3 separate regions of the Mus musculus genome follow, and all the other regions are linked to region 3. The links are chromatin loops, found by intact Hi-C in ENCODE. Cell type or tissue: heart. All regions are shown on one strand.

Region 1 (8,000 bases), 110 kb after region 3:
GAATCCAAAGTCCCAGTCCATACAGCCAAGAAGCAGGGAGATAGATAGATCTTAAAACTCCTGCATGCTACCTTAGAGGCCTGAGAGCAGGTCTACATCAGACCTCTCCTCCCTGGGCCAGGCCCTTTGCCTAATAGTCACAAGAGGTTAGTGGGCCAGAAAGTCTCATGACGGGACATCTCAGTCCATCTGCGTGGACTCTGGGGGAGCCATGTGGGACTTGGGGTGAGGAGAGAAGGACTGCAGATCATGAGCAGTGCTTGGCACTAGGCACGCAGCTCCCTGCTCCACAAGCTTGCATGAAGCTTCAGGTTTGAGTCTCCTCACACTGCTCCAGTGTGAGTTCAAGGACAGCCTGGGCTGCATGAGGCCCTGACTCCAGAAGGAAGGGAGGAACTGTGGATCAGCAAGGTGTCTCGGTGGGGAAAGGTGGTCGCCCTCAAACCTGGAGACCGGAGTTCAGTCTGGGGACCCACGGGGAGGAAAGCGGGAACTGACTCCCACACGTTGTCCTCTAAGCGCCGCACATGCGCCGTGGCACGTCGCCCGCCCACACAAATAGATGAATAAGATTTTAGAGTGTTTAAATTTAAAACCCTCACTTAAAACGAGAGGGAATTCAGTTCCGATATACTGGGAATGCTGTGTTTGTTCTGACAGCCAGGATGAATCTAGACAAGTGTGGGGGGGGGCGCTCTGCCTGTGTCCCCATCCCAACACCCAAAAATATGCCCACTGTCCCGACCAATACCGGAGGACGATTGGCCCTGACTCTGCTCGCCTCACTCCTTGGTTTCTGCAGGGACCCCTCAGGCAGTGAGCTCTGCTCTCTGTTTATTCCCCCCTGTCCAGCCTGCCCTGATGAAATTCTTGAAATTTCATGGCGACAGGCAGAGTCCTGCTAAACTAGTTTTTGTTCTTCAGCCTCGGGGCCACTGAGCCCTCTGTTGAGGCCCAGAACAATGTCCCAATGTTCAGAGAGACTCCAAGTGGGTGGTGGTAGGGTCTGTGCAGATCAGAACCATCTTGCCCCAGTCTGCCTCGAAGGCCAGCTTCTTTCTGTCTCGGGGGCCAAAGTGTTGCTGGAAAGTCCCTCTGCCAAACCGGGAAAGCCCTGGCTCCACTACCAACCTCAGCACCCTGGGCACGTACCCTGGCATCCCTATGGTAGCTCTGCTCTTGCGCCACAGGAGCAGGCACACAGGGACAGGCCGTCTCAGGGGTAAGATGGCATACCTGGGAAACAGGAATAAGGCTTTCCCGGGGAAGAAGGAACAGAGCAGGCAAGGTGGGGAAGGGTGAGGTTAGATGCAGAGACTCGCTGTAGCGGGGTCCAGGCTCCTCCCACTTCCTGAGGCCCAGGCTCCTCCCACTTCCTGCCGGGCAGCGGTGGTTGATCCAGGACCAGCTGGTAAAACTAGGAAGTCCCAGGAGGAGATGGACCGATCACCTCATTTCCCCATGTCCTAGGTGGTCTAGGACAGAGGGAACTATCAGCCTGCCTCAGACCCAGCAGGGGGACAGTGTAAGGGCACCTTGGCAATGCGGCCAGGTTTCTGAGAGTTTGAGGTGACTGTTTTTGGGGTCCCCACGTTCTCAAACTCAACTGGCCTGCTTGCAAGGCAGGGCACCAGCTTTACCTGTGACATTTTAGTCAGAATTCAGGATGCATTGTGGCTGGGAGCAGAGCCTTGGTGGCAGTGGCTTTACAACCTGTGTAAGTCGCTCAGCCATCCGTGGGCTGGTTAGAGCAACAGACGCCGTGTGGAGCACGCCTTGGCTGCTTCCCCCGCTCTTCTCACCTCTCCCTGGGACGGAAATGGAAGGTGGGAGAGAGGTCCAGGGAGAGTCCCTCCTGCAGTCTTCCTTTACGCCTAGGTATTTACTGAGCACCTACTATATGCTAGGAACTACACAGGCCAACTCAAGGCTACAACTAGGTTTGAATCTTGCACTGAGTTAATCTTAGTGGTCCAGTCAGAACACACAGCGCTGCTGTGACCTTCAGTGGACCACTTCTCTTCAAACCCCTGATTCTTATTTTGTACCCAGGTTCAAAGGTTCCTCTCCCGATCCCGTACAGATGGGAAACTGGTAATGAGAACGGACCTGGCTCTAGCTGTAGGTTATGTTTGGAGGCGTCTCACAGAGCCCTCCCTCCAGGTTCTTCCCCTAGGTGCTTAGGCAGCCAGCTGGTCTCCGGCTGAGGCACTGGGGTTGAGAGCCAGCCCCACCTTATGCTGGGCTGCGTCCTGGTGAGACCCTCAGCTAGGCAACTCTATTCATCTGTCATCATTCGTCTGGCCAGGGACATGGGCCACCCTGTGCTCCCAGCAACCCATCCGCGGCCACTGGCTAATGCACAGAGAATCTCTTCATAGAATCGGTCTTACCCAGCCCGGCCCAGTGGCTGTGGGTCAGAGAGAGATTGGATGAGGAAGGGCACAGGACTCTGTAAGTGCATTCTGCCCACCTCCACCACAGTCCCTTCTACCTGGGTGCAAAGGTGCCCACGGGAAATGTGTCCGCACCGAGGAACAGAGCCTCTGTGTCCCCGCTACCATGCTGGATAGACCAACAGGAGGGACGAGGATTCAAAAGCCCTTGTCTGGCCTGACCGTCACTCCAGCAAAGGTCAGTGAGGGCTTGGTGCAGGCCGAAAGGCTGTCGTCAGGGCTGACACAGGGTTTCTGGCTCCCTTAAACAAGAGCGTAGGGAAAATATAGGGGTGCCTCTACAGGGTGACCTGGGGTCCTGGTATTTTTCTCACATTGTGCTTTCTGTTCTCCCCTGATCCCCAGCCTTGGGAGGAGTTGGGGTGTGGGTGTCTCTCATTTCCACATACTTCCTGTCTCATGGCTGAGGCCCAGGTACCCTGGGGCATCTCCATCAGGACAGGTAAGCCCCATCTACCCACCCACGCAGGTCTATCCAGCAGGCAGGTGTTCTGCCTCCCCCAGGACGGGTGGCCCCTTTCTCCTCAAAGCCCAAAGGCTCATTCTGACCATAGCTGTCTACTCTTGAGTATAACCCCCCAGTTGGTGACCTCTCAGGGACAGTGCAAATCAGAGCTGAACTTAAAACTGGGCCTTCTCCACTCTGACGCAGGCCTTCTGATGGCACCAGGGAGAAGGCTGTTCATCAGCTGACTATATACTTTGTGAGGCCCAGGGGCCAATGTCCGAGGTACAGCCTCATCCCTGGCAAGGAAACTCAGTCTGAGGGAGGAAGGCACTGCAAGGGAGTGCTCACCCTGTGGGAGGCAGCAGATAGCATCACAGGTGCTGAACCCAGCTCCACCTCCACCTACTTGGTGCTTAATTGTTTAAGGCCCAGGGCTCTTCTAACAATGGCAGCTGCTGATCCAGTGGGGCAGGAGAAGAGATTGTGTAGGCTCAGGGCTTCCCACAGCACCGGGCCAGCCTGGTCAGGTGCTCGGAGGCTCGCATAAAGAGCATAAAGGCCTTCTACCTGAGACCAAGGGATGGTCAGCTACTCAAGTCAGAGAGCAGGTGGGGACACCTACCCGGAGGGAGTCTGCAGCCAACCTCAGGAAAGAGGCTGTCTCTGAAGGAGCCTTAGGAAGTGTTCTGAGAGGAGGTGGGTACAAGGCCATTACTAGCTCCATCGACACTGGCATCAGATATGGGGACAGAATCTGGGTGTCTCTGAGTTCCTCCTGGCTCTGATATCTTGTGGTCCTGTCAGAACTAGGTGCCTATTGCTGTGGTCCAAGTGTGTAACAACTTAGGTATAATGGCTATAAGAGCAGAAAACACAAGCAAGCAAGCAGAGAAACAAACAAACACTACCTCAAAGTGAGGAGCAAGCTTTCTGAAATCCCTAGGATCCTTTGCTATAGTGGTCTGTAAGGCGCTTAAGGTTGGAGTTTGAGCGCCAGTCTAACTTTGAGATCCTTAGAACCAGTGCCTCATTCCAGATCTGTGTGTATCTTTCGCCACCTGGTGGTAAGACTGAGTATTACAGCCACCTGCATTGGTACTGTCTGTCTATTGTTATTCTCCCAGGAAGCTGGTAATCCCTACTTCAGTTGAGGCAAATGGCTGTATCTCCACCCCCTCCCCACCCCCACCCCAAGGTGTATGTCTATAGAGACACCAGGGGTGGTCCTGGAGACTTTCCTCTGGCCTCCAGAGCTCCTGGATAAAACTCTAAGGATGGGCGCCATCTGGTGGGCACAGGAAGCCTGTTCCAAGAAGCACCCAGAAAAATCTAGGCTTCCTCCCACTAACTATAATCAATCCCTCTGGCTCTCTAGCAGGTAGCCAGCTTACTTGTCACTGGGGCAGAGGTAGAGGTGGAGGTGGGGGTGATCAAGAGTGCATACAGCTGACTTTGTGTCCCACCCAGCCTAGAACTGCCACTGACAGGCTGTGAGCCTGAGAGTCTAACTCAGTGCTGAGGCTCAGACGCTCCCCCCCCCCCCCCCCCCCCCGCCAGCTACATCCAGCCTTTCAAATGGTCTCAAGTGTACCACTGATGTGACAACTAGCAGCCCAGTCCCCACTGTGTGGCTATCACTACCAATTTCAGAATATGTTTACCACTCTTCCTGGAAAGTGTATCACCACTGCATTACGGCTGGTTTGCTTGCATGGATGTCTGTGTACCATTGGGCCCAGATTTAGTGACTGAGAGGGCCTTATCAGGCATACCACCGAGACCAGATCACCCCAAGAGCAATATTTACCTTGGCTTACCATCCGTCATACCCAGTTCTTGCAGTTCATTTGGGAGATGACACCGGGCAGGGAGAGAGGGAGGGAGGCAGCCAGTGTTAGTAGTAACAGCTCTGCAGGAGCCAGCAGCTCAAGCTATAGGCGTGCCTGACTCCAGGGATGCCCAGCACCCCTGTCAGCCCACATACAGCCCACTGGCACACAGCAATTGTGGGGAGTCCCAAAGGCCTGAGTGAGTTAGACATGGGTGATGTACACTGTGCTAAGGGTGACTCACTGGGCTTCTCTCATGTCCTATTCCTGGGAAGCCAACCTCCCCAGCTCTAACCCCAGGGCCCTGTCTTCCTTCTCTTCTCTCCCTTCAGTGCCTCATCGTCTGATTTACCCTCCCTCCCCATCTCTTTCACAGCCACCTTGACATCTTCTTTCCGTCTCACAGCCCCAGAGATAAGGAGTGAGCTCTTTTGAACCTGAGACCCAGTAGGTTCTCTGCAGATACAGTACTGAGTGGAGCATCTAGTTGGTGCTACTGTGAACATTGACCCTACCTAGTGGAGACTGGACTGGCACTGCCTCGGGGCACAAGGTCTGTGCTGCCTGGAAGAGGCAGGGATGCTCAGGGGGGCTGCACTGCTGGTGTCTCAGGTACAGTGGCTGAATAGGAAGCAATCTAACAGCTATCCAGTCCAGGAGGGCTCCTGCCATGGGCCTTGGAGAACCCATGGGGCCCATATACAGGAGAGGCTGTGGTGGGGAGCAGCCTCCTGGGGAGTCTCTAGGGAATGGGGTTAGGCATATCTACCACAGGCATGTCACGGTGAGCCAAGCGCTGTCAGAGACGTGGTTTCGAAGCTACATGGCGGGAACACTTGACCAATGTAGGGCTCCTGTCACTGTTGGGATCGGTAATCGGGACAGCAATGAGGGATTCTTCCCGTCTCCCCACCATTGAGAAGGCAGTGTTTAATGGGGGTGGGAAGGGTGGTTCAATAGCAACTGCCACCATTCCTGCCCCTATCTGGGCTCCAGAACCCGAGGGAAGCAAGTCTGTGGGAGACCTAGAGCTGATAAAACCCAGTCTAATCCTGGAAACTGAGGCATAAAGAAGGCAAAGCTAGGCCTGAAAACTAAGTCTTGACACCCCAGTGCTGGACTGGCCTTTGGGGTCCATCAGAGTTACACTTGGACACGCTCAGAAATGTAACACACACACAGTCGGTAGGACATTGGGAAGCCCCCAAGCTGGCGTGGGGAGGCTCTTTGCTGAGTTTCCCCAGCCACAAAGGCCCTTGGCTGGGAGCCGCTGGCCTGCCTGTTGAGCCCACTGTGTGGAATGTGGCAGCCGCCTGCCCCTTTGTGGAGCGGCCTCATTAAGTCCGCCTCTTGGCCTGACACACTGAAGACATCTAGACTTGGCATTCATTCGTTCCCTTTCCCTGGGATCCAGGAGCCCCCAAGGAGGCCTGGCAGCCTCACAGCAGAGGGGATTCCTGGGAAATCTGAAAGCAAAGGGGCAGCCATATCACAGGGGTCTTGGGACCCCCAACTCTGCAACCTAGCAGCCCTCTGACCTCGGCAGAGTGCTTTACCCACAGAGTCCGACTCTCTTCCCATCTGTGCAGAGATGCTCTATCATCTCAGCCTAGCTACATCCCTCCCAGGTCCGTCCTGTCCACAGCCCAACCTCATCTCCCCCTCAGTGCCCACCTTTAGTCCCCTGTCTCAGACGATGCTATCAGTTTGCCTATGGATCTTGGCTCCCCTAAAAAGCCTCCACCACAATAACCATGGGGCCAGTGCAGAGTGGCCAGCAGTGCAAAGGGAGGGGGAGGAAGACTGTGTTGAGGCGAGCCTAGCAGGTAGCTCCGTACTTTATTACGCTCAGAAATATGGGTGCGGGATTATTTACAGGAGCAGGAATGACTCACAGGCAGATGAATCACGAAAGCCCACCCCGGCCTGGGTGACAGCTCACAAAGCTAGGAATCTGATGCACAGCACACACCCTGCAGACAGTTTAACAGGTTGGAGAATGTCCTTTCCAGGTGGCCCACTTGGCTAAAGCCTCTTCCAGACAACTCTCCTGGCCTCTGCTTCTTTCCAGGCTACATGCCCAATCTCTGCTTCTTGTTTACAATTCTGCTTGTGGGAGAATGGCTCTCTCTTTACTGTTTACTCTTAGGGATGGGGGAGGGGCCTAGTGAGTCTGGTCAGTTTCAGGAACTTCCTGAAGCTATTTGAGTTGCTGACTTTCAATCTTAAGGAGCCTTTCTGCAGAACGGAATTGTTCGAGGACAGCCTGGTCTACAAAGTGAGTGCTAGGACAGCCAGGGCTACACAGAGAAACCCTGTCTCAAAAAACAAACAAACAAACAAACAAAAAAAAAAAGGAATAGTTTAATCTAGGAGGAAACTACTTCATAAGCGCTGTAGGGGATATCTGAGGTCAGTAAAGAAATCACTAGCCGTTGTGGTCCCTCCTTTAAGGTAGAGTCTTAAAAAAGTAAAATTCAAATTCTCTAGGCTTTTTTCCTTGGTTTTGTTTTGTTTGTTTTGTTACTGTGAATTGAAGCATGGAAGGACTCACTGTATCATGATTTGTGTGTGTGTGTGTGTGTGTGTGTGTGTGTGTGTGTTTAACTGGTTTTTGTTGTTGTTGTGAGACTGTCTTAATTTTGTAACCTAGGCTGGCCTTCAGTTTGCAGTAATCCTCCTGTCTCTGCTTCCCAAGGCCATGTTAGGAATGCATGTCATGACACACCCAGCTCTGTCACAGGTTTTTGAAGTAGCAGTCACATGTGGGGGTACTTAGTGGCCGTCATAGGTGCTTGGCCACTGTTTTGGATAGTGTCAATAAAGACCACTACCAACTTTCTAGAGAAATCTCCTGGGCAGCTCCAGTTAATGTGCCTCTAGGTGTTGGCGGCAGACTTGGAGCACACTCTGTCCCTCTGTCCCTGGAGGTCGGAAGCTTAAGAGGGTTTTCTGGAAGAGAAGCCTGTGTCAGGCTGAGCCTTGAAGGTGTGACACGCCAGAGAGACGGTTTGTAGGTGTGCATCATATGGTCATAAGCATAGATGGCTCTTAAGTTTGCATCTTGCTTCCTTGTTACTAGCCGTGGGACACCAAGAGAATGTCCTGGCCTCTCTGAGCTGCAGCAATAAAGTGAGACTAAAACGCGTCCTGAAGACACAGTAAAGTAGTTAGCATGGGGCCTGCATGCTTCGTGCTTGTGTCTTTGTGATGTAAGGTCTAAGTCCCCCTGAGAGATGCCTGTGTGACCTCCAGGGTCCTGGCCCT
Region 2 (8,000 bases), 84 kb after region 3:
ATGGGAGTCTGGGGCAGTAACATTAAGATGAGATTTTTTTTTTAAAGGAATCTGTTTTGCTCTAATAGGGGCATGGTAGTGAATATTTGTAATTGCAAGACTCTGTCTCAAACAATCCACCACTATCACAAATCAGAACTTCAAAATAATGAAGCCCTGGAATACATTTAAGACCAGGAAGTAGCTGGCAGCATGGTGGCCTGCCCACTCTCCTGACCTTGCACTTCTGGGCTGGGTTGGGAATGGCATCAGTGGATCTAGTAGGTGGTAGGATCTTCTTGCTTACTGAGCAAGTACATGCTTGCAAGATAGAGCGTAGCTGTTGTTCAGAGCCTGTGCTTGGGGGACCAGGGGTAACTTTTATTGAATTGACTAAATGGAAAAAGGTCTAAATGGAAAAGCCTTCCCAGAAGCTGTGGATGTGTGTGTGTGTGTGTGTATATATATATATATATGTCACACGCCCTTCCTAGTGTGTGTGTATATATATGTCACACGCCCTTCCTAGCCTGTGAATCTTTATCTGTAGATTTATTATCATTAAATTGGATGATATTGGGGGAGATATACACTTATTAAGTAGTAACTGTAATCCTTTGGCATTAATTTTCTCATATGTACAATTGTTATACACACACACACACACACACACACACACACACACACACACACACACACACACACATATATATAACCGGCCTCGTGTGTCCTGGAAGTGCTTGCTACCCTGTGAGACAACTGAGATTATCAGTTGAGGTTTGGTGTTAAACGATGGGACATTCCTTACTGGAGGGCTTTCTTATTTCCGTAAACCTTGTTTCAAGTTTTATCCTGTGTTTTTAGAAATATAGAAATTTGAGGCTGATCGGAGCCTTCTTTTCAGTCACGTCACATGCCTACAGTTAAAATTTTGTCTGATTACATTTGTTTATTTTTATTCACCACCTAGTGGCAGATCCTTACATTGCAGGTATAGTACCCCACAGGGAATACTAACTTTCTGTAGGAAATTATATAACACCACAACTGCTGTTCCTAAATACAGTTTCATATAAATTAAAAATGGGGGTAAAAGAAACGCTCAGAGTTTAAGAGCACTGACTGCTCTTCCAGAGGACCATGGTCCAATTCCCAGCACCCACAGGGCAGCTGAAAGCTCTCTGTAACTGCAGTTCCATGGGATCTGACACCCTTACACAGATATCCATGCAGGAAAACACCAATGCACATGAAATAAAAAAAACAAACTATTTAAAAGAAAAAGAAAAAGAAACCCTCTTTACCTTTGTTTTTCTGTCGCATGGTAAATCCCCAAATTTCCATTTGGGGTACCAAATAGAATCTTGGGAAATATTCAATTCTTGTTTTTACTTGTTCATTCCTAAACCTCGAAGGGGCCTGTTTTTCTGTGTCTGGTAGCATATCCGTCGACAGGGACATGGCCCCTGTGCCTCGTAGATTCCCATTCATTAAGCCCTCACATGAGGATAGTCCCAGCCTGAGACCCCATGACCGTGAAATACAAGGATCGACCTGTTAGTATATGACTTTTTTCTAAAAGCCATTAAGACCAAAGGACTAAGTGACCAGTGATGGAATATTATGCAAAAGGAAAAACATGTCAGGGAGACAGGGGTCTTCTAGCCCCGCCTCAAATCCAACCATACTGGCAGTATGTGGCTGCCTCTGCATAAGGCCAGCTTTGTGCCCCTCTTAGCCCCCTGTCCCCAGTCACTCCCATTTCCTTTGAAAGGTGTAGAAAGCCCCCTTGTCTGGAGTGTTTTCCTGCAAAGAGCCCCTACTGAAAGACTCCACACACAGCCAAGGCTCTGGCCTTCACCTTTGCCCCCGACTTATTCTGACAAAGAGTTCCTCTCTTCCCTCCTAAGCTTTTTGGGAGACGTGGCTAAGGCTAGCAAGAATTGAATGAAAATATAAATAGAAGTGTAACGCATAACCAATGGTGTTCCCAAATATCTGGAGACATGATTGTCGGTCAAGCAGCAGGCAGCCACCAAACCATGCAGGCGTGGTGGCTAGTGTGGGCCATTCAGTCAGTTGAGTGTCTGCAGGGTGCTTCCAGCATGTGAACGGTGGCAGCGGCTGGTGAAAACCTTGCTCTCGGTTACCTAGAACACCCTCCTTGTCTGCTCTCTCGGCACCCATCAGCCACGTGACCAGGCACAGACGGCAAAGTTAGGCCACACCACCTGGGCCCAGATCAGCCAGTCATCCGATCAGCCGTGTGACTCGGGGACATACAGAAGCTGCCTCTGAGATTTTAGTCTCTTCAGCGTTGGTCATGAGAACTTTAGAAGCTCGGTTTGTAGAGAGCAGGAGCCAAACCTTATCTATCTTGTGAAGTAGCTGGGGATCTGGGACCGATCGCCTGGGGCGGATGAGTTCTTGGCTCTCCGAAACAATGTCCTTGGTTGTAGTTCTCATTGCTGGGTGAGGATTGAGATAGGATTTGGACAGAGGGAAAAAGGCCAAGTTGGAGACCCTGGGCAGTGTGACCTCTAACTGCTCCAGCCTGCCTCTCACCGGCTTTGTGAGGTTGGTCAAGTCATGTCTATAAACCCAGCTTTGACCTAAGAAGTGAGGCTGGCATGAGATGGCTTCTGGACCATCTCAGTTTTTACAGCCAAGATCCATGGGGTCACTGTGGACAATGCCGAGACCCAAACTGAGCTCTGTAGTGTCAGCCAGCCCCATCCCAGGCTTGGGATGCGACGCGGGAGAACTCGGAAGGAACTCTGTCCTGTTAGGTGAAAAGTGTGATTCTGCAGGCATGATGCTACGTGTATGGGTGGAATCCCAGAACTCAGGAGACCGAGGCAGGAAGATGGAGAGTCTGAGGCTGGCTTGGAGCAAAATAATAAAAGTAACAACGAAAGAAAGAAAGAAAGAAAGAAAGAAAGAAAGAAAGAAAGAAAGAAAGAAAGAAAGAAAGAAAGAAAGAAAGAAAGAAAGAAAGAGGTTTTTAATGTGTTGAGACAACCACTCAGTAGTACCTGCCTTTTTAGCATGTGTGTGAGGCTCTGAGTTCAGTCAGAGGTATAAAAACAAATAACTAGTGGTCCTTGGTCTTAAAGGTCCAGGAATTCAGGTGTTTTCACTCTCAGTGGCCACCTGCGATCAAGCTGTTACCCATCCAGCTTGTTCTTACACATTCATGACCCACCCCAGGATGTTACCCTAGTCCTCCCTTTCCTCAACGTAAATGTACCCCACTCTGCAGCCACCTTGAGCTTACTTCAGCTTCTTAGATGAGCCTGGTCACTCTCATCATTGGACTTTTTTGATGGGGTTCCTGCCTCTCCCTGGAACTCGCTTCCTACTTCTCTTCCTAGCTCCCGCTCATGTGACCCCACTGAAGCTAATCTCTCTCTCTCCCTCTCCCTCCCTCTCTCTCTCTCTCTCTCTCTCTCTCTCTCTCTCTCTCTCTCACACACACACACACACACACACACACACGAACCTGCAGCAGGCCACTCAGCCTTAGACCGTCAATGTACCCATCTGTAAAATGGGAGTAACTACAGTATCTTGTACCTAACTAAATTATAAGGTTATATGAGCTCAAATAACAATCAGTAGAAAACATGGCGTGCGCACATAGCCCAGACCACGTCTGGCCTGTCTTCTTCCTATCCATCCTTGTAGAAGGGGTGTATTATGTAGGTTTGGAAGTTACTGAACAGACCGACTGTCTGGGATCTGTATTGCAGCTGAGCCAGACCCCAGAGAAGTAGGCCTTGGGGTAATGCTCTGCCCCAACAGAGCCAAGCAAACTCCCTTCTGGCTGGCCGGGTCTAGCTGTGGTCCTGAGGTTTCCTTGCAAGGGAATTCAGACCAAACCTCCCAACTGCTCAGAGGATCAGTAGTGAACAAGGCCACTGCTGAGCAGGGATTGCGGTCCCCTGCTACAGAAGGCAGGCCATTCTCTTGTGGCCCTCCAAGCCTGATGCCTGGCCACACACTGTAGGCCATGCCACAAAGAGAGGCAGCCAGGAAGCTTTGGCCAGTATCCCTCCACCCGCTTCTGGAGGACAGCTCCCCACAGGGGTGGAGTTGAGGCAGTAGAGCTGAATGGGGCCCTTTATCCCCTGCTCCCACTGGGAGGCCGAGCCACTGCCCTCCACACCCACCACACCCAGGCCCAGGAGGACACTGTGACCTCAGCACCAGCCTCTCTATTAAGCAGGCTCTCTGGCCCCACTGTGTCTGGGTCCTGGAAGATGAGTCCCGCCCTTGCGTCCAAGATGGCAGCCCCAGTGTGAAAGGAAAGAGTGCCGTGTGTGTACATACATGAGTGTGTACACAAGAGAGAGGCTCATAGCAGGACTGTGTGGACACACACTCATTAGTGTATTGGCTGCACTTCAGTACAAGTCTGTTGCCTGCTGCTGCATGCAAGGCCTTGTGCTGAGCCCTAGAGACACGTCTGTTAGTGTTGCGCTTGTAGTCTGTTCTGCGGCAATACTACAAAGAGTGGCCCATCTGAGCATGACCAGAAGTGGTGCACTCTGGGAGTGAATTGACTCCTGCAAGGTTTAGTCTGACCTACATGCATGCACACACAGAGACAGACAGATGGACGGACAGACAGAGGCAGAGAGAATATAGTACTAGTATTATTCTGAAGCTGGGCATGATGGTACAGATTTATAATCCAGGCTAATTTATGAGGCTAAGGCTGGAGAATTACCACCAAGTTCAAGCTAGCCTAGGCTACATAATGAGTGCTAGCCTGGGCTACAAAGTGAGACCTTGTCACAGCAAGAACAAATCACCACAGCAAAAGATTATTCTGGCCGCTAGAAAGTGGAACTAGAGATGTGGGCTCAGTGCAGCATGCCCAGCTGCTGGGGAGGCTGAGATGGGGAGACATTGGAGTCCAGAGGTGTGAGGAAAGACAGACTGGCTTGAAAAATAAAGAAGATGGGAGGAGGGATGAAGGCAAGGAAGGAAGATGGACACAAAGGTTGGCTCTGCAGGATTCACATAGGCACTGGATAGCAAGTTAGCCCTGCCTAGCATGACAGCACTATGTCTATACTCTGTAATCCATTGTCTAGACTGTGGTCCTACTGGGTGAATGAGAAGGCTGATATATAGAAAGCATACTGTGTCCAAGAACATAGTGGTGTGACAGCTGACACCCAGCTTGGTGGTCCTAAGTTGTAAAGCCTCTTGTGCCCTTGAGCCCGGTTCTGGGAGCTAGAAATCATCACCCCACTTCCCAAGATGCCACAGCCCTTCTAGCCGTGCACGCTGTGACAACAGCAAAGTGAAGCAGGGCCTCACTCTGGAGCCCGGCCTGGCCTGGAACCCACGGCAGTCCTCCTGCCTCAGGGGTCCAGTGTTGTGGTCCAGACTTGTGCTATCACTCCCAGCTAATGGTTATCCTCCCCCCCCCCCCCCCCCCCGAGACAGGGTTTCTTTGTGTAGCCTTGGCTGTCCTGGAACTCACTCTGTAGGCCAGGGTTATCCTTTCAATCCATAGCGAAATGTCACCATTTCGCAAGTCTGTTTCCCTGTGTGTAGGAATCAGGGAGTTGCACAAAGGGCTCGCCTCGCATGCGTAACGCTCTGGGTTGATCCTTGACAATACATAACTGGGTGTAGGGACATGTACCTGTAACCCCAACATTTGAGAGGTTCTCCCCTGTAATTTTCTATAGAGGATTCATTGTAACCTCCAAAGACAAGTTGGAGTTCAAGTCCTAGGCTGTACAACCTGTGACCATTATGTTCATTTGGAAAAGGGTCTCTGATGGGTGATTAAGTGAAGGACCTCAAGAAGAAATCAGGGCAGGCTGGAGAGATGGCTCAGTGGTTAAGAGCACCGACTGCTCTTCTGTAGGTCCTGAGTTCAAATCCCAGCAACCACATGTTGGCTCACAACCACCCATAATGATATCTGACGCCCTCTTCTGGAGTGTCTGAAGATAGCCACAATGTACTTACATATAATAAATAAATAAATCTTTAAAAGAAGAAGAAAAGGAGGAGGAGGAGGAGGAAGAAACCAGGGCAGGCAAGATGGCTCAGTGGTTAAAGACACTTGCCTCTGAGCCTGATGACCTGAGCTTGATTCCTGGACCCCATGTGGTCCAGCTTCTGAGTATCCCCTGACTTCCCATGACCTCTGCATGTGTGCATGTGCAATGTCAGACTCATGTTCATGTGTATGTGTATACACATATGTATGTGTGTGTGCATGTGTGTGTTTGCATGTATGTGTGTGTGCATTTTGCATGCACATACCTCCACAGACACCTACATACTTATAGTTTAAAAAAAAAAACATTTTTCCGAGTGTTTTGTAGTCCTTGATGTTCTGGAACTCACACTGTAGACCAGGCTGGCCTCAAACTCAGAGAGAGCCATCCACTTGCCCCTGCCTCCCGATTAAAGTCAGAGCCACCACGCCTGGAAATTTAGAAAATGTTTAAATCTTATTTACTTCAAAGTCGTTGTAAGGATATCCTTGCAACACCTAGCCCCAATAAACCCTTAGCTCGTCACCCCTCCTCTTTGCCTCAGTCAGCCCCCCCAGCCCCACTGAAGAGCCATCTCAAGGGTCTGTAGAGCTTAGGTTCCAACAGAGAATGCGGAGGTCCCAGCAAGGAAGCGTCTGCTCCCTGCCTGCGTCAGGCACAACTGCAACCCAGGTCTCCTTGCTTGAGGTCCCAGCTCCTCAGCCCAGCCCTGAATGGCAGGAAGAGGACCCTCCACTTAGTTCTCAGATATTGTGGGTGCTCAGCGTCTCCATCTTTCTAATTACCTCCCAAGAACGAGAAACTCCTGCTGAGCTGGGTCTATTTCAGGTCAGAGTATAATCTGCCCTGTGGTACTTGTAGTGTTTCTGGGGCAGCTTCCCGTGGCTTTGAAGAACGGACGCAGCCGAGTCTGCCATAAAGGGGCTTCAGGACCTTTACAAGCAGCCTTTAATGCTCTGTGGTCTCAGCCGCCTTGATGGATTTCCCTCCCCCTTCTTTCCCTCTTTCCCTTTAATATGGTCCCTGGTTTGGCTTCCCCAGTGTGGTTTGGATTCCTCACGAAGAAGTCAAAACCAAGGAATCCCTTCCCAGCCTCCGTTCCCTCATCCCTGTGGGCTGTCTGGTCCAAAGCATAGTATAGAAAAGCGTTGCTCAGGACAGCCACCCTTCTAGGGTCCCGAGACGCTAACTGAGCTGCCCTGCGCTAGAGCAGCTGACCCCTGACCCCTGTGGAGGGCCTGGGGGGCATCCACCCAAGGCGTGGTGGCCTTCCTTCTAGCAGCCAGAGGGGCCTGTGCTCCGGAGCCAGGAGAGCTTTGGTCGGGTGGAGCCTTCTCTTACCTTCACCATCTCTAAGCCTCTAAGGCCTCCTGGAGGCCTGCAATGCTCCCTTACCCTTTACTAGTTCATCTACGAGACCTCTGTCAGAGGTGTAGTTGGCTTTGGGACGAAGGCTGGAAGGGGACCCCAGATGAGTCCCACCTTTCCTTCCCTCCCTCCCTCTCTTCTATCCTTCCGTAGGATGTTTGGAGGGTGAGGCCTCTCTAGGCTGCCCTTAGTTTCTTCCATTCCTCCTACGGTCCTTTAGGGTCTCGATGGGCACCTCTAGGCATCTAGCATCAGAGAGTCTGGCAAACACCTGGCTCCAGTGGGAAGCCCAGGACTCCAGCCCAGGGACACCCATCATGTCATCAGTCTGGTCTCTGTGTACCAAACATCAGCTTAATGACAAAGGCCACTTTACACAGTAACCCCACAGCCACATACATATGTGCCTGTGACATATGAGCAATAACGCAACAGGCAACCAAAAAGAAGAGAGTGACGAAGAGGACATTTCCCCCCATGAGGAATGGGGTCACTAGTATCTTAATCAATCACCATTTGGCTTCTTGGCCAGGGAACCCCATGGTGGAATTCTAATCTGCAGGTGGACAAACACTTGACTCAAGGGAGCATGGAGGAGCTTGGGGCAGGTGCTCGGGTGGGGAT
Region 3 (8,000 bases):
TTCGATGATCTTCAGGCCTTCCTGTGCACTCATGTGGTGTGCAGACACACAGGCAGACAAAACACCCACACAAATTAAATAAATAAGTGTGTGTTGTTTTAAAAAAAAGAAAGAAAGGAAAGGAAAAAGAAAAAAAATCAAACTAGCAAACGACTTTCCTGAGAAGTTGACGTCACTTTCTACTCCGATCCAGGGAGCCGGGGGCATCCTCTGGGTACGCCCTAAACACAAGTTAGTGGGCAGGGCCAGTTCCAAGATGAACTTGCAAGAAGGGGAGGGGGAGAAACTGAGCAAGAAGTATGAACCCTGGCAGTTTTTTCATGCCAGGCCCCGTATGTCCCCACCAGGGGTCAGCCAGGGTCTGGAAGGCAGATGTTGCCCTGGCCAGCTGTTGGAATTAACAGAGTCAACGTCACTTTGGTCTGGAGGGAGCCCCAAAATTTCACTCAGATTTGCACATCTCTATTTAAGACCTTATTCTGCAGAGCAGTTATCCACCGTCATTGAATATGTCTAGAAGGGGACTGACTAGAAAGATCGGCACGGTGCTCCATACACTGTCTTACTGGGGGTGGGGGGGCAGGCAGCAGGAGTCAAGGGGGCAGAAATGCTTCAGTTGAGGGTAGGGAGAGACCGAGCTGGAAGTATGATGTTTTTGTGCACCATGGAAAGGTTATCCTGTGTTATTTGAATGTTGATTTTTCGGCCCTCATATCTAAGTTTCCATCCTGACATAGCATTGAAATGCTTAGGTGGAGAATCGCCTCTCTCACTGCGCAGTGGTGGCACACACCTTTAATCCCAGCATTTGGGAGGTAGAGGCAGGCAGATTTCTGAGTTTGAGGCCAGCCTGATCTACAGCATGAGTTCCAGGACAGCCAGGGCTACAGAGAGAAACCCTGTCTTGAAAAACCAAAATAAATAAATAAATAATAAAAATAAATAATAAAAAGAATCTCCCATCTCAAGTTTGTGTAAGCAAGTCTTATCATTTATTCCCTGCCTTGTTGATAAATGCTGATGAAGTATCAAAGATGACTTGGGGCTGGACTGGCATCCTTCGGCAAGCAGCTCAGGGCTGAGCATATATCCTGGGTGAGCAAGCCTTGTTCAGGAAGTCAGGCTCAGCTCTGACATTCCCTGTTAACCAAATACCCCTGCCCCGGGGGAGTGCCTTCTTGCCTTCCATCAGCACTGCAACTGTCTTTGAGGTAGAGAAACCCTGTGTCTGGTGTCAATACTCTTGCATCCATCCAGTTTGTGAGTGTTTAGGTGTGTATGTGTCTATGTCCATGTGTATGTGTATCCTTTAGTGCAAGATGTCTGATATCCACCTTATTCCTTGAGACAGGATCTCTCACTGAACCCACAACTTATTGTTTCTGAGCTAGCTGGCTGGCCATCAAGACCTGGAATCCTCGTCCTAACTCTGTCCCATATAGTGCTAAGGTCACAGGCTCGTGGCCACACCTGGCTTTTACCTTAGTACTGAGGAATCTAAACTCTGGTAGTCATGTGTGCTCACCGGCACTCTTTAAACTTTTATGTGTATAAGTGTTTTGCCTGCGTGTATGTATGTGCACCACGCTGGGTGCCCAAAGAGGTCAGAAGAGGGCGTCTGATCCCGTGAGTTATGGGTGGTTGTGAATCATTGGGGAACTGGACTCAGAGCTGTCTTTTCTCCAGCCCCCTCCGCCAGTGCTCTTCCTGAAGAAAATGCAGAAGTCTCAGAGTGGCCCAGGGCTTCTGACAAGGGGGAAAAAAGTCACTAAATCCTTTGCCCACATTTCGGATGCTTTCCACTAGACGCAAGCACAAAACACAAAACATTACTGTATTGTGAAACAATTGGATTCGTTTTGAAAACACCTACTCCGTTAAATATTTGAAAGTAGAACAGGAAAAAAAAGATGAAATCGGTGTGTGTGTGTTAAGTTGAATTAAAGTAAAGTTGAGCTCCAAGACCAGAGATGGGCAAGCGACTTGGAAAGTCAGCTTTCCAGACTAGAAGGAGTGATGGCGAGGAAGCCTGAGCCTGGAGCTAAAGACGATCTGGTTCCCAACCCAGTGGATTTTTCCCACCATTGTGTGCTCCTCCGCCGGTTGCCAGCCCTGGGAGAGTCCCGGGGGAGCCCGGACTTAAGGCTAAAGTGGTGTCTGTAACCTTGTCATTGGGAAATGTTGTCGCAGGTTAGTTACACAGGCACTGATCGATGATGGAGGCAGCAGCAGATCAATAGATCCCATTTCCGGGGAGAATTCACCCGTGGTGACCTGCAGGGGGGCAGGTGGTTCATCAAAAGAAGGCTGGCTTGAAAGATTTAATGCTGCTCTCTTCTCCCGTCCGGGTCTTCTCTTGGAGGGAGCTGTAGGCAGTAACAGGCTGTAATAAACTACTTTTCCTTAAAGAGATCTGGGGAGATGGCAGTGGTACAAGGGACAGAAAGGTGGTCACAGATCCTCTGGGAGACCGAAAGCCAGGATGGGGGCGCGCTGGGCTCACTTTCGCTGAGCCTCCTTTCTCCAAAGCTACCCTGAGTTTGGGGACTGGGTAGAGTAGCCCTTCCAGGCCTCGCAGGGCTGAGCCCCTCGCCGTCCGTCCGAGCCCCTCCCCCGGCCCGGAGCCCCTCCCCGCGCTTCCCCTCGCCGCGCTCCCCTCCCTTCCCCTCCCCTCCCTTCCCTGCTCGCCCTGCCTCCGCCTCCTGCGCCCACAGCGCCGGCCAGCGCCGAGCCCCCAGGAGCCCGAGCGCGGCCCAGGGGCGCCGCCGGCCCCTCCCCGGCGCGCTGACAGCAGGCCCGGCCCCCGCCCCGTGCCCTCGCTGGCGGGACACACCCCCAGCCCTCCTCTGCGCCGCCAGTTCCCGCCGGCCCCACCGAGCGGCAGAGAGAGCGGGCAGGCGAGCGGAGCGCGGCGGCGCGGGAGGGAAGGGGCGCGCGGCAGGCCCACGGGAGCAGCCTGGGACGCACGGAGCCCTCGTGCCCTCCGGGACAGTCGCCTGCCCCGGAGCCTCAGCTGTAGGCGCCCGGAGCCTCGGCGGCGAGTAGCGCGTGGGGCAGGGGTGGCGTGTAACTGCAGGAACCGGGGCAACCGGAGAAGGAGCCGGAACCCGGCCGGGATGAGAAGGTGACGCCGCCGGGGGGCGCCACTCGCTTTGTGGGGACGATGCTCGCCTACTGCGTGCAAGATGCCACCGTGGTGGACGTGGAGAAGCGGAGGAGCCCCTCTAAACACTATGTGAGTACTGCTTCCACCGACCCCGGCGGGGGGCTGGCCAGTCCCGGAGATTCACGCCCCCAGGGGCAGCCTTTGACTCCAGAGTTTGTTCGCAGGGCTGTGATCTCTAGGGAAGCCTTTTCTGCCCTTCTTCCACTCCCCTGTCCCGGGTTTCTTTTTTTGGCATTGCAATTGGCAAGTGGCTGCCCTTGTCTGTTACAACGGTGAAGTCATGTGTCCGCCCGCTGCTAGGATGGTTGGTGGGGGAAGCTTTCGTCAGCCCCTTGCAGAGCATTTAGTTCCTTTGGGAAGGAGCATCTTTGCCGCGCTCCCTAGGGGAGCCGGGCACTCACGCTCATTCGGCCCGGAATGCTTTCCGTTGCTTTGACCGGAGACCCACACTTCTCTTTCTGCTTTCCACGTTTGCTGTTCTGCCTGCACCGGCTGGGGACAGAGGAAGCGCTTTGCCCCCTGCCCCCTCCACTCTTCGTTTCAAGCTTTGATTTCCTTCTTAAAACCATTGTGTTCCGCGGTGTGAGGAGAATTGTGGCTTTTCCTTTTATCCCTCCTCTGGACGTGACCCTTCGCTGGGGTCATTTCCTCGTGTAAGTGATGCTCTGACTCCAGACACGAGTAGGCAAATGTGGTCTGTGGTCTCCGAGGCACGGTTGACTGGCCCGCCGCCCCTCCCCCTTCTTTACCCAAACTTAATGAGAAGAGGCTAAGGTTGACCAGCTGGGCTTCAGAGTGTGTGACAGTACTCTTTCATCTCAGCCGGTCCTGTCTCCCAGTCCTTTACACCTTTGGAAGTAAACATTGTGTCCTTGTTGCTTTAGGATGACTTGCCGAGCTCTGCTCCTGGAGATAGAAGAGACTCACAGTAAAGAACCCAAAACACAGAAAACATGGAGACAGTAAGGGCAGCCTCTTATTTGCAAATTAGGCATTTAAAGGCGTATTTAGAATGCTCAAAGCATTAATTTTAACAATTAAAACGGGCTGTTGGTGGCTGCCCTAGATTGCACATTAGTCTCCAAAGTGCCTTCTATTTCACTGTTGGAAGGAGGCTGGGGCTGGTGGTGTAATACCAGCCGGAGGCTACTCTTTCTGTCAGGATCACAGCAGACTTGAAGGCAGAGTTCTCTGCAGTTGACTAGTGGGGCTGGACTCAGGTTGGGAAGAAGGTAAGAGTGGTCAGACCGGAGAGACGGATCTGTGGGGGGCATTCCCTGACACAGTCAGAGATCCTTTCCAATTGTGTAGTCTAGTGTCGAAAGCCTCTACAGCCGTTGCAAAAACAAAACAAAAAATCCCAGATTTCCTCCAGGAGCTGTGGAGGCAGCTAAGTAGGAGAGCCCTTGACTAGCGAGTTTGGAGAGAGAGAGAGAGAGAGAGAGAGAGAGAGAGAGAGAGAGAGAGAGAGAGAGAGAGACGGAGAGACGGAGAGGGAGAAAGAAAGAAGAGAAGAGAAGAGAAGAGAAGAGAAGAGAAGAGAGTGTGTGTGGTTGGAGGGCTTCGATCAGCAGGTGGCCACTCTGCTCTAAGGACAGGTATCCATTTGTACATCTCTGGGTTATGTATGCTGCCAACCATCTTGACAACTTTGAGGGGCACTGCAGGCTGTCTTAAGGATTGTTTTATATATTTTTTTCAGCCTTCAGTTGAGGCTGGTACTGCTTTCAATGATGGCAGACTCTGCCCTGAGACCCTAGCAGGCGACTTTCCAGGTCTGGGTTTTACATGAAACATCCAATTTAACTTTGAGCAGCTAAGCCCAAGGTTACAATGTAAGATACACTGGCAGCAAAGTAGCAGCCAACAGGACCAAGACCTGCTGTTGGAAGTATGGAAAGGCAGGTCAGGCTACTGTTTGATCTCTTTAAAGGCTTACCCTCTGTGCAACATGGTACACATTCTTTAAAACTCCACTGGGGCACAGTTTCCTTGTATTGAAAACAAAATTAAATTCTTTGATGTGTACAGGTGTTTTGCTTGCATGTATGTCTGTGCTCCACTTGCATGCAGTACCTGCAGAAAGCCAGGAGAGGGTGTAGGTTTCCCTGGAGCTAGAATTACAGACAGGTGTGAACGATTGGGTGGGTGCTGAGAATTGAACCGGGGTCCCCTGGAAGAGCTGCCAGTGCTTATAACCCCTGAGCCATCTCTCAGGCTCTAGTTCCTCACTTTTAAAGTGAGGGTAATAATAGCGTGTACTTCATAGGGCTGTCAAGAGACTTAAATGACATCACCCCTGGGAAGGACTTAGCCCAGTTCTGGGTACATAGTGAGTGCTCATCAAATATTAGCTAACTGTTGGCGAGACTCTGACAAAGAAAGTTTCTGACCTAAAGGAAGAGAGACTTGGCGTTTTAAGATTGATAATAACGTGTACTGTGTGGAAAATACAAAAGAAGTCCTGTTCACTTCCCTTGAAATGGTCATTTCCTCCCTTTCTGCAGACAGAGTGTTTCCTGGGTCATCTCCACTTCCGTGTGAGAATGAATGGATGATGTGATTCTTGGGGCGGAGAGTGACGTCACCTAGCAGATGGGATCACGCAGAGTTCTAGAAAACAATGAACGGAGTGTGCTATATGTTGTGGCCTTGTGGAGCTGGCCGGGGGCAGATGGCTCATCTGGTGCAACCTTTTACTTAACAGATAAGGGGATGACAGAGAAGCAGGTGGGTTACCTAGTCACAGCACTGGGGCTAACGGACGGACTTCCAGCCTGTGGTGTGGGTGAAGATACCCCAAATCTGGTTGAAGTTGACAAAGAAGAGAGATACACTGCTACACAGTTTGAGCACTGATATATAATACACTGGTGCCCAATAATTGAAAGAGTTCAGGAGGGCTCTCGGGCAGTTTTGTTTTTTTTTTTTTTTCTATACCTCTTGTATAGTAGATACCCCATCCTGGAAGGGCAAGTGTTGTGAAAGAGGCATTCCAGCATGGTTAGCCGGCAGGACACCTTGTACATATGTGTGGCAAACCCCACACTGGGAAAGCATGTCTCCTTCTATGCCTGCTTCGATGGAGTGCCGAGCCTGTGCTTTGGCAAATCGCAGAGCAGAGTTTTTTTTTTTTTTTTTTAATGGATGTGCACATTAGCCAGAGCTTGCAGATGAGGGAGGCTTGGAGCCCATGCAGGAGGGACAGCACTGGCTCCAGAACACTGGGGAACACATGAAAAGGTTCTCTCAGGACACCAACCGGAGGGTGTGCACATCCCCACAAGGAGGGGGAGCTAAAGAGGTGGGGGGGTGTATTTCTGTGCTTTGGGTCTGTTTATAAAAGGCAGACAAATAGCCTCCGTCTTCCATGCTGTTCGTAGTGCAGGCCGCACTCCACTTCCTTCCTCTCTGCCAGCCCCTGCCCCGGGTGGGGCTGGGAAGGATGAGCACCCGCTGCTTGGGTCAGCCTCCCTGCTTGGGAGACCTTAGGTAAACGGGCGTTGGCCTCAGACCCTGTTTCTTTAAGATGGCTCTGCAGATGCCAGATGCAAACCATAGCCACCTCCGTCGGAGGGCTTGCCGGTGTAAGTTGGAAAGCAGACTTCTTTGCGCGCACAGGTGTGTATAGGTGTGTTTGGAGCCATATGGTGGCGGGGAGACGCTTGTTTATCTGAAGCAAAGGAGACATCATGTCTGTTTGGATTTGGGAGGTGTTTTGCTTTCACGGTCATTTCCTTCCCTGAGTGTTTATTTCAGACAAATACCAGTCGTGAATGCTCTGATCCTCCACAGGACTCTAGGGAATGCTAATAAGAGCCAGTGTCAGCAGCTACTTCCATGGTGCCGGATGCTAACAGGCATGCTCTCCAGGGAGCCTGATGCTTCATTTACTGTACTGGCGTGTCTGTGTGTGTGTGTGTGTGTGTGTGTGTGTGTGTGTGTGTGTGTGTGTGTGTCTGTGTGTCTGTGTGTTGCTCTGATCCTTATTACAGATGGATTGACCAAAGCTTGGTGAAGTTAAAGTTGCTTAGGATTCCACTCAGCTTCAGTGGGATCTAGGTAAACACAGGTTAGTTTACTGCCCAAGGAGAAGCCCAAGACAGGGCTCTTCCCACTCGGTCGGTGAGTGAGTCCAGGCTCAGACCCGTGTGACGGTGAGAGAGTGGTGATACAGGGTGGCATTTGAGGGCTGTCTTTCTGGAAAGGTTGCTCATCATGTGTCATGAAACTGGGTTTGACTGGTGGACGGAGAGGTTCCTGGGAGAACAGGGTCTGTCTCCAGTGAGTGCTGGAAAGATAAATGCAGGGCAGACCTGTGAGACTAATGCATTTTCCCTGATTTCCATCATGGCAGATTGTGTTTGCTGTCCCAGGAGTGGTGCGTTTAGGAATCGGTAGCAAACCCCTTCATGCCTCTGCTCTTCATTTTTATTTCCTGAGCCCGAGATTATGGTTCCAGCCTCACTGGAGCGAGAAGGGCAGCCTCAGAGTTGGAAAGAGCCTTCTTTTTTAGGGCCTTGAATCATGGAAGAAGTGAGAGCAGGCAGATTGGGGTTCAAATACCGCCTCTGGCACTCCCAAACAGTACAAGCTTGGATCCCTGACTTGACTCCAGGCTCAGCATCCTCACCTGTAACTAGGCAGAGAAGAAGGCCCAGCTGTTGAGGGTCTGATGGGACGGACACTGGGCCGCCTGCCCCGTGGAAAGCACCCAGTGTACATGACACCAGAGCACAGAGGACAGCTGTCCAGACCTGGAGGTGGTGCTGGCCTAGTGTTGGGGCCTAGTGTGAGATTGTTAGATTTCTGATAAGCTGAGGAGAGAAAGAAG

Evidence for each region. A loop is a pair of places that touch in the nucleus more often than their neighbours do. Peaks named below come from ENCODE experiments on the same cell type or tissue, not always from the same donor. Only the 100,000 strongest peaks of a DNase experiment are listed, where the experiment ranks them.
Region 1: a loop joins it to region 3, with 5 times the contacts of the local background. A loop is called at or near these places in 31 of 42 quality-filtered maps.
Region 2: a loop joins it to region 3, with 3 times the contacts of the local background. A loop is called at or near these places in 21 of 42 quality-filtered maps.

Annotation. Positions count from the first base shown.
Region 1 is chr19:47,352,724-47,360,723 of GRCm38, reverse strand. The region is part of intron 5 of Sh3pxd2a (SH3 and PX domains 2A); the gene reads left to right. Among named protein-coding and RNA genes, the nearest start is that of Gm29834, 70 kb to the right of the region's middle. In heart, a CTCF peak has its summit at 4,002 (motif pointing left); DNase peaks (open chromatin) are centred at 1,323 and 4,093; H3K4me3 peaks cover 817 bases; H3K27ac peaks cover 1,691 bases.
Region 2 is chr19:47,375,418-47,383,417 of GRCm38, reverse strand. All of the region lies in intron 3 of Sh3pxd2a (SH3 and PX domains 2A), which reads left to right. Among named protein-coding and RNA genes, the nearest start is that of Gm36885, 49 kb to the left of the region's middle. In heart, CTCF peaks have their summits at 972 and 4,060; DNase peaks (open chromatin) are centred at 2,207 and 4,147; H3K27ac peaks cover 4,126 bases.
Region 3 is chr19:47,459,299-47,467,298 of GRCm38, reverse strand. Sh3pxd2a (SH3 and PX domains 2A) reads left to right here and starts at 2,888. Exons shown (of 15, transcript NM_008018.4): 1 at 2,888-3,235. The coding sequence starts at 3,164. Gm52384 (a long non-coding RNA gene) reads right to left here. Exons shown (of 3, transcript XR_003952863.1): 3 at 6,305-7,799. In heart, CTCF peaks have their summits at 331 (motif pointing right), 1,609 (motif pointing right), 3,154 (motif pointing right) and 5,253; DNase peaks (open chromatin) are centred at 1,618, 2,768, 3,128, 5,758 and 3 weaker places; H3K4me3 peaks cover 3,212 bases; H3K27ac peaks cover 4,757 bases.